Linked DNA regions of Homo sapiens: region 2 is linked to region 1. The links are chromatin contacts, found by Hi-C or POLR2A ChIA-PET in ENCODE. All regions are on one chromosome and are shown on one strand. Each heading gives the region's core, a stretch centred on a gene start or an enhancer-like site at or near the end of the contact. The rest is flanking DNA. Distances are from core to core; before and after follow the strand shown. Region 1 overlaps NHSL1 (NHS like 1). Region 2 has its middle 38 kb from the start of NHSL1.

Region 1 (5,511 bases), core at 1,359-3,858:
GCCTCCAAAGTGTTGGGATTACAAGCGTGAGCCACCATGCCCAGCCTAATTGTTCATTCTTTCATATGTATTATATTAGTCCCTTTACCTCAAATCTAATTGCTTTATCAAGAGCTTTAAACTTTCTTTTGTTGTTGTTGTTTTTGAGATGAGGTCTTGCCCTCTTGCCCAGGCTAGAGTGCAGCACAGTGATTACAGCTCATGGCAGCCTCAGATTCCTGGGCTCAAGCAATCCTCCTGCCTCAGTTTCCCAAGTAGCTGGGAGTATGGATGTGCATCAGCGTCCCTGGCTAATTTATTTATTTTTCATTTATTTTTATTGTATTATTATTTTTTTGAGACAGGGTCTCACTCTGTTACCCAGGCTAGAGTGCAGTGGCAGAATCACAACTCACTGCAGACTCAAACTCCTGGGTTCAAGCGATCCTCCCACCTCAGCCTCCCGAGTAACTAGGATGACCGGCACAAGCCACCATGCCCAGCTAATTTTTGAAAACTTTCTGTAGAGACAGGGTCCTGCACATTGCCCAGGCTGGTCTTGAACTCCTAGGCTCAAGCCATCCTCCTGCCTCAGCTGCCAAAGTGCTGGAATTACAGGCTTGAGCCACTGCACCAGGCCCTAAGAGCTCTAAACTTTCTTATCACACAGTGAATTAAAATATTTTGGATCTTAACTATCCCATATTAAGCGATCCTTTCCTCAAATGAAAGAAAATACTTAATTAGAACATATATGTTTAAACTGATACAGTAAGTTGTTTGTAATCATATTTTAGAATAACAAATTATGTATTAAAATCATATAACATAATGAATATTCAAGAACTCACTACTCAACCCATGACCTAAAATATTACTAAAAACCTGCATCTCCCTCCATGCCCCATCCCATCTCCCTACTTCCCCAGAGGTGACCACTAGCCTGAATTTTGTGTTCCTAATTACTCCTTGTTATATGTGTGCGTGTGTGTGTGTGCGTGCGTGCATAAACTTGCTTTGACTTTTACAAAAATAGTATTATTCTCTTTGTGTTTTTCTTACTATTATCTTTCTAAGACACATCCATGTAGTTGTGTGAAACTGTAATTCATTCATTTCACTGGGGTATACATTCCACTCCAGTACTAATTTATTCACATTTTTTATTGATGGACAATTGGGTTGTAAAAGATGCTCTTTGTATTATCTCAACAATGCAAAACTCCCCATAAGAGAATGAGAATGGTTAGGAGGAAAGGACTGTGGCAAAGGCTCTACTCCCCATACAGTCATTACTGGGGGAAAAACATGAGCTCTAGAGTCGTAAGTCTAGGTTTAAATCCTGGTTTTGCTTTTAGGGGTGATAGATGTGTTCACTCTCTTGATTATGGTAATGGTCTCCTGTGTGTATACATATGTCAAAATTTATTAAGTTGTATACTTTAAATATGTATAGATTATTTTATGTAAGTTATACTTCAATAAAAGGCGTTTTAATAAAGAAAGATCTTGTTTCAGTATTTAAAAACTATGTGATCTTAGGCAAGTGATCTAATCTCTCCAAGATACAGTTTTCTCATCCATGATATGGGCATAATCAAAGCTACTTTGCATGGTTGCAATAAATACTGAATATATTCACATACAGCACTGAGCACAGTCCCTGGCGCCTGAGCCTTTCCATGTGCCAAGTGCTTGGCATCATACTGGAAACACAGAGATCAACAAGATAGGGATGCTGTCCATTAATCTAGAAGAGAAGGCAGGTATAAACAGACCCTGATTATAGAGTAGTGGGATGGAAACAGCAAGAGAAACTGGAATGGGTCATTGGAGACATTCTCACTGGTTTGCAGGCAAAAAGGCGTGGGAATGACAGACCCCAATTTTCTCATTTTTGTCTGCAATGGCATGGAATAAGAAGGTGCCATAACTGCAGAGCAGTGAGCATTGACTCATTTGTGTTTCTACAGTTTCCTGAAATTACTCACAGAGACCCAGTAACACATGATTGGACATGGAGTAATCACTTCTCGACTGTAAGCTGCCCTAGGCCAAGAATGGGATCCATATACTGAGACCAAGTAGCACTTAAAAACTTTTTTGGGGGAAAAAAAAATTGAGTGAAGCATACCAGACAAGTCAAAGAGGAATAAGAGATGACAAAATTGGGCATAATGAGGAGGAATTGAGGTAACTGAGTAATCTTGCCCTTTTGCTTAACCAGCATGGTGCGATGAAAAGAAATGAGCTGCAAGGAGCCCCGCCTTCACATGCTCCCTGCAAGGAGCCCCGCCTTCACATGCTCCCTGCAAGGAGCCCCGCCTTCACATGCTCCCTGCAAGGAGCCCCGCCTTCGCATGCTTCCTGGTGCTTTCGAGCTATGTGATCTTGAGAAAGCCATTTCATATTTCTGAGTCTCCATTTCCAGATTAAAATAATAGTAATAGCTATTAAAATAATCTGTTTCATGGGGCTGTTTGTGGAAAATAAGATCTAATTTGTGAAAAAGTTCTATATCCTAACGTGTACCCCGATGAACAAGCTAGCAATAGCATAAACACTGGTAGTGCCACACCTAGATAACCTGTAAAGCCATGACAATCAGAAATTCGTCAGTAGCTGCTGAAACCTCTCAAATTTATTGCCTTGGGCAGGAAATTCTATGTGGGTGGAACAAAAGACGAGATGATTGGGAGAGTGGCCAAATTTTTATAAAAACAGACATTGTCTATTGAATCATTTTCTTTGAAGCGTGGTTTGAAATACCAATCAGCTTAACAATACTTATCATCATCATCTGAGCATCTAGTCTGTGCCAGGCACTGTGCTAAGGGTTTCACAAACATTAATTTACTTCAACCTCACACCAACTCTCCAAGGTAGGTTAGGGTAACTATGTAATTTTATCGAAACCAGAACACCTCTGAGAGTGAAAGGGGGTGCAATTAATAATTACACAGAATAACAGCTGTAAACCAGGGCTGTTCTAAGCAAACCGGAACATGTGGTTTTTATCTCTTTACAGTTGAGGAACCTGAACCTCACAGACGAAAGCAACTTATCCAAGGCCACTGAGCTCTGACAGGTGGAAAAGCTGCCCCAAACCTACGCTCTCAAGCATCATGTTAAATAAGCCTCCTGTGTTTACAGGTATGGCAGCAAGGTTACTGCCTTTTCTTCAAAGTCTTCCTTTGATTTAAATATTTCTTATCAACAAAGCCTAAAACAGAAGCTGACATGCCAGTTCAAAGAATAACAGGAAACAGGGAAATTTCGATTTCTGTCACGACTATTAAAGCCAACTGTTTACTGCCAAAAATCTAGATCTAATACATCTCTTTAGGGGTGAATTTTACACAAGAGATTGCATAACTCATGATTGATATCCTTTCTGCTAAGACAATGGGGATTCTGTGAAGGTTTCCCAGATTCAGTGAACGTATCATCAAATATAACTTCCGATAATGGCAGGTGGAAAAATTCCCTATCGACTCACAGTAAGTATTTTCGCACTGATAACTGACCTGCCTTCAAATGCAAGAACCTCTTTGGCAGTACTTGGCATATGCTGAAAACTGAAAAGAGAAAAAAGTCAAAAACAGTACACAAAGCAATGGTGTACTCTTTGATTTCAGAGTTGAATGAAAAGGTATTTTCTGGAATTTCTTTCTTTCTTTTTTTTTTTTTGGAGATGGAGTCTCACTTACTCTGCCGCCCAGGCTGGAGTGGAGTGGTGCGATCTCAGCTCACTGCAACCTCCACCTCCCAGATTCAAGCAATTCTCCTGCCTCAGCCTGAGTAGCTGGGACTACAGGTGCATGCCACCACGCCTGGCTAATTTTTATATTTTCAGTAGAGACAGGGTTTCACCATGTTGGCCAGGCTAGTCTGGAACTCCTGACTTCAAGGGATCCGCCTGCCTCAGCCTCCCAAAGTGCTGGGATTACAGGCACACACTACCATGCCTGGCTTATTTTCTGGAATTTCTAAATTGCTTTGCCAACAGTATTTTTTTCAATGCATCATGTTTATGTTTAGATGATATGCATAACATATACAATTGGAAATATTTTCAACAATTTTCTTCTTGCTACACTATATTCCCACTTTGAACATCAAAGATATGTGTGGATCTCGTTAGCAAAACATCTTTCTTCATAACATAACACATAGAGTCCTACTTGGTGTTTCACATTAGGATAATGAAGATAATTATTCTAGAACAATTAGCCAGAGTAAATAACCAGAATCGACGTCCTCTAGGTTCTCTTTTCTAATTTATATGTCCTTAACCTTTGCCATATTAGCAACTCATCTTAAGCACATAATGGATTTTTAATATTTGTTGAATGCAAATTAGATGATTTTTGTAAGAAATACCTCTTTTAAAGTCAATAATTTGTTAACTCATGCATCCCTTCTTCCATATAGTCACTGCTCTTTGTAACACACCCCTCCCCTCAACACCTACTAGGAAATACAAAATAAAAGGTTTTCCAGATCGAATTTCCCTTCCAAATTGACTCCTACACACTCTATATTTAAAATGATCCCCTTTGGGAGGCCGAGGTGGGCGGATCACGAGGTCAGGAGCCCAAGACCAGCCTGGTCAACATAGTGAAACCCCGTCTCTACTAAAAATACAAAAATTAGCTGGGCATGGTGGCACGTGCCTGTGGTCCCAGCTACTCGGGAGGCTGAGGCAGGAGAATCTCTTGAACCCAGGAGGTGGAGGTTGTGGTGAGTCAAGATTGTGCCACTGTACTCCAGACTAGGTAACAGAGTGAAACTCCAACTGAAAAAAAAAAAAAAAAAAATCCCAACTGTTAGGGTGATGTTAAGAACATGAACCACGGTTAGGAGTCTTAGTCTTAACACGGAAGACCATACTGCTGGCCTGGAGCCCCTTTCAACAGTTACTGGATTCCCACTTGATTTCAAATGATAGCTTGATGATCTACTAAATCCCATGAAGATTTAGGTCTATTTCTAGACTTCTATTCTGTTTTTAATATTCTGTTATACTGGTTTGCACATTCAGCTGCCACAATGGAGGAATCCCTAACTCTATGTTCTCATACCGGGTCAAGTCAGTTCTTCCTTACTGCTCTCTTGTTTTACAGCTTTCCTAGCTACACAAACTTTAGATTCAGCTTCCTTAGTCGTCTCTCTCCTCCTCTCATCCCCCAAAGTAGCCTCAGATCAAGACAAAACAGAACAGCCTATAATCCCAGCACTTTGGGAGGCCAAGGTAGGTGGATCACTTGAGGTCCGGGGGTTCGAGACCAGCCTGGCCAAAATGGTGAAACCCCATCTCTACTAAAAGTACAAAAATTAGGCTGGGCGTGGTGGCTCACACCTGTAATCCCAGCACTTTGGGAGGCCAAGGAGGGCAGATCACAAGGTCAGGAGATCGAGACCATCCTGGCCACATGGTGAAACCCAGTCTCTACTACAAATACAAAAATTAGCTGGGTGTGGTGGCATGTGCCTGTAGTCCCAGCTACTCGGGAGGCTGAGCCAGGAGAA
Region 2 (5,403 bases), core at 2,738-5,237, 83 kb after region 1:
ATCAACCTCAGCACAACAGATATATGCATACAAATAAAAACTAACCTGCTCCAACATTTAAGTTAGTTCTCTAACTTCTACAGGCTCCCTGCTGTTTATTTCTAACTTAATCCCTATCAATAAAGCCATGGAAATCAGTTTTCCAAAATTCCAACAGAAACTCTATCAAACTTGGTCAATAAAGCCCAAAGGTAAATCTCTGTGGCTGCATTTAGTACACAGATTGCCACTTTTAATGATAAAATGAGATGGGGTGGAACGATCCTCACTTGCATTAAGGAAAAGATGGAGGGGTCTCATTAAAGACCATACCTTCTTGGAGCATCAAACAAGAACACGACTCAGCTGGGACTGTAGTTCGGCAGGGAAACCTTTTCCTTTTCTTCCAGACTAAAGGTTTGATGCAGCTGCAAGTTCTGTAGCTTAGAAAACAGACTTTCTCCTCCTAGGTTTATTTCAGGCCTGTGATTGATATTTCAAAAATAAAGAGAAATTGCCAAGACGAGCTTTTACTCCGAGTGAAATGAAGCTTTAAAGCAAAGGACTGGCACGATATCGCTGGTCTTAAAAGATCTACTCTGGCTACTGGGTTGAAAGTAGGCTATAAAGGGAAGCTATTATGATAATCCAGGTGAAATTCAGGCCAAGCAGGTAGCAGTTTAGATGGTAAGAGGTAGTCAGATAATGGGGAAAAAAATTAATATAGTCAATAGAATTTTCTGCCAAATTGAATGTAGGAATAAGAAAAAAAAGTAGTTGTTGGCTGGGCGCAGTGGCTCACACCTATAATTCCAGCACTATGGGAGATAAAGGCGGGAGGATTGCCTGAGCCCAGGAGTTCGAGACCAGTCTCGGCAACACAGTAAAACCCCACCTCGACAAAAATAAAAAAAATTAGCCAGGTATGATGGTGCATGTCTGTAGTCCCAGCTATTCAAGAAGCTGAGGTGAGAAGATTACTTGAGCCTAAGAGGTCAAGGCTGCAGTGAGCCATAATTGCACCACTGCACTCCAGACTGGGCAACAGAACAAGAAAACCCTGTCTCCCCTCCCCGACACCCCCTTACCAAAAAAAGAAGTCATAAATGACTTCAAGGTTTTTGGGATAAGCAACTGGAAGGGTGGATTTGCCACGAAATGGGGAAGTCTGCAGTGGGATAGATAGGGGTGGGGGACAGGAATTTTGATATGTTCATGAGGTCAGTTAGACATCCAGGTGAAAATGTGGCAGCTAGATATTCATATCTGCAGTTCAGTACACCAAATACCAGACTGCCTTACTGTAAAACAGCAAAAGACTCATGACATTGACTAGGAATTATCGTAAACTGAGAATTTTCATTGTGTGGTGAGGATCTGCTCTGGCAGAGAGAGCCTGTTCTCTCACTTCCCTACAGGGCATCCATACAGACTGATCTAATTTTAGACATGACACTGAGCTAGTTGCTGGGGGGCCAACGTCAAGCAAGAGACAAAGGAGGGTGGCTACTCACACACAGAGGTTGAAGGTAGCTTTCCAAAATTAAAAAGAGGGCAAGGGAAAATTAGAGTAAAGGAAATCTAGTCAAACATAGTCCAAAACAGCAGTCTGGGAGAAACCTGTGGTATGGCATGTGTTAAAGGAATCTCATTTATTTTGGGGGCTCCAGTTTTTCCCCAGCTCATAGACACTTTATCTTTTGCAGATAACACACCAACAATGGATCCATTCTATGGTTTCACAAAGGTGAGTGAGGACTGGGGAGCGACTAAGACAAACTCATTTTCAGCCAAGTGTGTTATCGTAAGTCAAATAACATACAAATAAGGATTTATGATATTTGCCATACCAACCAACATTGACTTTCTGTGGCAAGCAGAAACGACACTGGATGTTTTAGCATTAAAAGTTCTCACTGGACACGGAAAAGCAGCCATCTCTATAGGAGCAGTCTTGTAAACCCAAACCTAAAAGTGATGGCAAACATCAAACTAATGTTTTGTATTTAAATCATGCTTACAGACATCACAAATTTAATCATCTGCATTCAATCTTTTCAGCATTTATAGATTCCGTGGTTTTGGAGAGGGACATATGTCATCTTTTTTTTTTTTTTTTTTTTTTTTTTTTTCACTTTAAGCTCTGGGATACATGTGCAGAACGTGCAGGTTTGTTACGTAGGTATACATGTGCCATGGTGGGTTGCTGCACCTATCTACCCGTCATCTAGGTTTTAAGCCCTGCATGCATTAGGGATTTGTCCTAATGCTCTCCCTCCTCTTTCCCCCAACTCCAGACATATGTCATCTTCTGAGTATGCTACTTGTTTTAAACTTCCATCGTAATTTACTGACTGACAATTCAGGTGGACAGCTCTTACACTCCCTGGCCTCTTCTCTCTAAGATGAAAAATAGGCTGCCAATTACTGACAGAAGAAGAAATACAACGAGAAGAGAAATAACCCAATAATTAAGGGGAGCTCATTCCCAATTCCTCAGTACAGCAGTCAACCTAAAATAAGGACATTTCCACCTATATAAGGATAAAACCATCCACCCATAGATTTCTCTCTTCCTGATGTGGAAAGAGTTTGTAAAAATAAAACAATTTTATGAAAGGCACCATCTTGAGCAGTTCAAATCTTGTTTTAAATTTTTATCAAGTATTTGTTCTGCCAGGAAACATTTCCAAAAAGGAAAGGTTTTGTCTCAATTGCTGTGGCAGCAAACACTTCCGTTGGAGCTGTTAGAGCGGTATCAGGATACTCTCACTGGCTTACATAGCTTTCAAAATATTTGTGTTGCTACCACGCTCCTTTGCCAATATATGTGACTTGTAATACTTTTTTATTCATCTGGATGTATTTATACAACTGTGTAGGTCCAGAAAACTTTTTAAAAGTTGGCGTAAATATGCTGTGATGAAAACTGAGAAATACATCTGCCTTTCTCACTATGTAGAAATACTACATTTGCAAATTAGGGTACAAATCAGTCTTCACTTTCAAAGACCAAATTAAGCCCTTAGAGAGGTCAAATTTAAATAACATCACTATATATTACAGAGAAAATACCAGCATCTTATGTAAGCTTTACTTAATCCTCAATATTTTATTAGGCAGATCCATTCTCAGAGCTAAGGAGATCTTTACTCAAGGGATAAGATGATATGATTAACGGATAGAGTTGGGATTTCTTGAATATTCTTTACAAACCTGTGTTAATTATTTTTGTTATTTGGGTCATGATTAGCAGGGAAACCCTTTACAAAGTCTCTGGCTTTGCTTTGTTCCCAAAGTCAATCTTGGAGAAAGAACCGCCAAAAGCTGGCACAAGCAGTAGCACCTTTACAGTGGGCAGGAAAACAACCAGAAGTCTTGGGGCTGCAGAGATCCAGGCCGGCGAGAAGTCCAGAGCATCAGACAGGAAGAGTTTCCTGGGGGTAGGAACAGTGACTGGCACATGGTAAGTGCTCATCAACACGCAATGAAATAACACACCCCAAATTCTATCAAAATATTTTGGTCAGAGTTGATGAACTTCAGAGGTATTTCAAAATGTCGACAAATCTTGGATACCCTTTGACATATAAATTAGCCACCTTGGGACAATATTGATCTCTTTTGCATAAAATACTGGGTATTCTGTTACAGCAAAACTTTTCCAGGAAAAAAGAAGGGACTTGAGCTTCCTTTGTCCTCTTAAAATTAGGAAAGGGTCTAGATAAAGCAAAAGTGCAAATCTGTAGGAGATGGCTAAGGAAGGAGAGATAGAGTACCACCACTGGGGGCTAGGTGTGTTCATATACTTCATTTTCTTTTGCCATGCCATCCCACATAGCTAACACCAAGGCATTTTCTGAGGCCCCTTTCTCATTTGCTCTGTTTGGAATTAGAAAAGTTGCTACTCTCAGTGTCTGGTATAACCCAGTTTCCCCACGTGATCTTCTACCAAGTCAAGCATCCTCTGGGCATCTGCCAGGCTCGTCAGCCAGGCTCCTGTGGTCCTTTGCCTTCCCTTTCCTAAGAGACCACACATTAAGTCACTGTTCATCCTCCCCTGAACCTGCTCCCAATGTTCGCGCCCTCGAGAGAGCAGAGGCGTCTGTCCCAACTTTTATTCTGAAAGTTCCAGCAACAATGAACCTTGCACAGTTCACTCAGTGAAACAAAATAATGAAGAACATAGATGGCCTCTTGTGGTCAGCAAAGCCGAGATTTTCTCTTTTGCTCTCAAATGCTGTCTTGCAAAATTTCACAAGTACAAACATATGTTATCATCTGACCTTTTGAAAACTATTCTGTGTATATATAAATTCACTTAAAGTGTACTACAACTTGTGGCTCCTAAAGCTCACTTTATGCTATTTATATCTTTTTGTTATAAGAAGACATTCCAAAGAAAAAGTGGTGATGAGCACTCACATTTCTGTTATCATGCACCCCCTCCCCCAAGTTAAACCCACAGTCAAGTCACTCAGGCCTTTTGTTTCAATGGATCTCAGGGTTAACCACATTTTGACAGTAACAACAACAAAAAAAGTTCTAAATGTAATCTAAGTTAACAAAGACTGATAAATGTCACATAATCACCAGATAGAAGATGAACACTGCTGACATTAAATCAAATAGTTTGTCATTCTGTTGGCTGTCAAATTAGGATCTCTTAATTTTAAATGCAATTGCTACATACGATTTTATAAAATAATTAATGTTCCTAATTTAAGACTACCCATCTTCCACCCCGCATCCCCAATACCATATCCTGCCAAACTGTTTAATCATGCAAAATCTATTAATTGCTTAAAGACCCTCAGGTTGTTTTCAGCAGTATTTTCTTCTGATGTTTAACACAGAAAAATACATACCCCTGCATACATCTGTACCTGGTTAATGGTGGTGACATGATGTCCTGCCTTTATCACACGGGTCCATCTGCCTTGCCTATTAACTATCACCTTTTCTAATGCATGTGTAGACTACTGATCACATCCTTGTAACTAGAAGGAGTTCAATATGGCTTAGGTGTAATACTGCTCCCCCAATGAGCCATCACAGAGGAGGACAGCTAAGGTGAGGTAGGGGGCCTAAAAAAGACAAACATGAAAATCAGCAAATAAAGGAAACCAGAATAGGTAGAAATGGAACAGGAGATATTAAAATGAAGAGTTTAACTGAAATCTTAGCTAATGCTTTCAGTAATTCAAGTCATTTGATTCAGTTCCACAAAATTACCCAGAGCATGAATCCTTGCACAGAGCATGCTCCAGAAACAAGCAGACCCCAAGTTCTCCTCGTTTTAGGCGGCAAAACTCTGTTAACTGCTCTTTCAGTCCATAGGGTAGCATCTCAATTTATAGTATTACACAACCTATTTAGCATGGTAATCTGGCTTCTACTGCAACAGATTTAAGAAACAGATTT

Evidence for each region. Hi-C counts contacts between places; a loop is a spot of excess contacts on that map. ChIA-PET counts read pairs that join two places held with the same protein, here RNA polymerase II (POLR2A). Pooled maps may share reads with other maps.
Region 2: a pooled map shows a loop between it and region 1 (1.9-fold over the local background). The contact joins two enhancer-like sites. A Hi-C loop is called at or near these places in 2 of 50 pooled maps. POLR2A ChIA-PET finds 5 or more read pairs at or near these places in 3 of 52 experiments (A549, H1 and WTC11).

What each region holds. Positions count from the first base shown.
Region 1 is chr6:138,453,228-138,458,738 of GRCh38, forward strand. All of the region lies in intron 3 of NHSL1 (NHS like 1), which reads right to left. Among named protein-coding and RNA genes, the nearest start is that of MIR3145, 21 kb to the left of the region's middle. Within about 2 kb of position 2,609, at least 11 of the 41 ENCODE cell types and tissues checked have a DNase peak (open chromatin) inside an H3K27ac peak, as active enhancers do.
Region 2 is chr6:138,534,521-138,539,923 of GRCh38, forward strand. It overlaps a transcript of NHSL1 not described here. Among named protein-coding and RNA genes, the nearest start is that of NHSL1, 38 kb to the left of the region's middle. RefSeq lists an enhancer at 3,457-3,626. Within about 2 kb of position 3,988, at least 4 of the 41 ENCODE cell types and tissues checked have a DNase peak (open chromatin) inside an H3K27ac peak, as active enhancers do.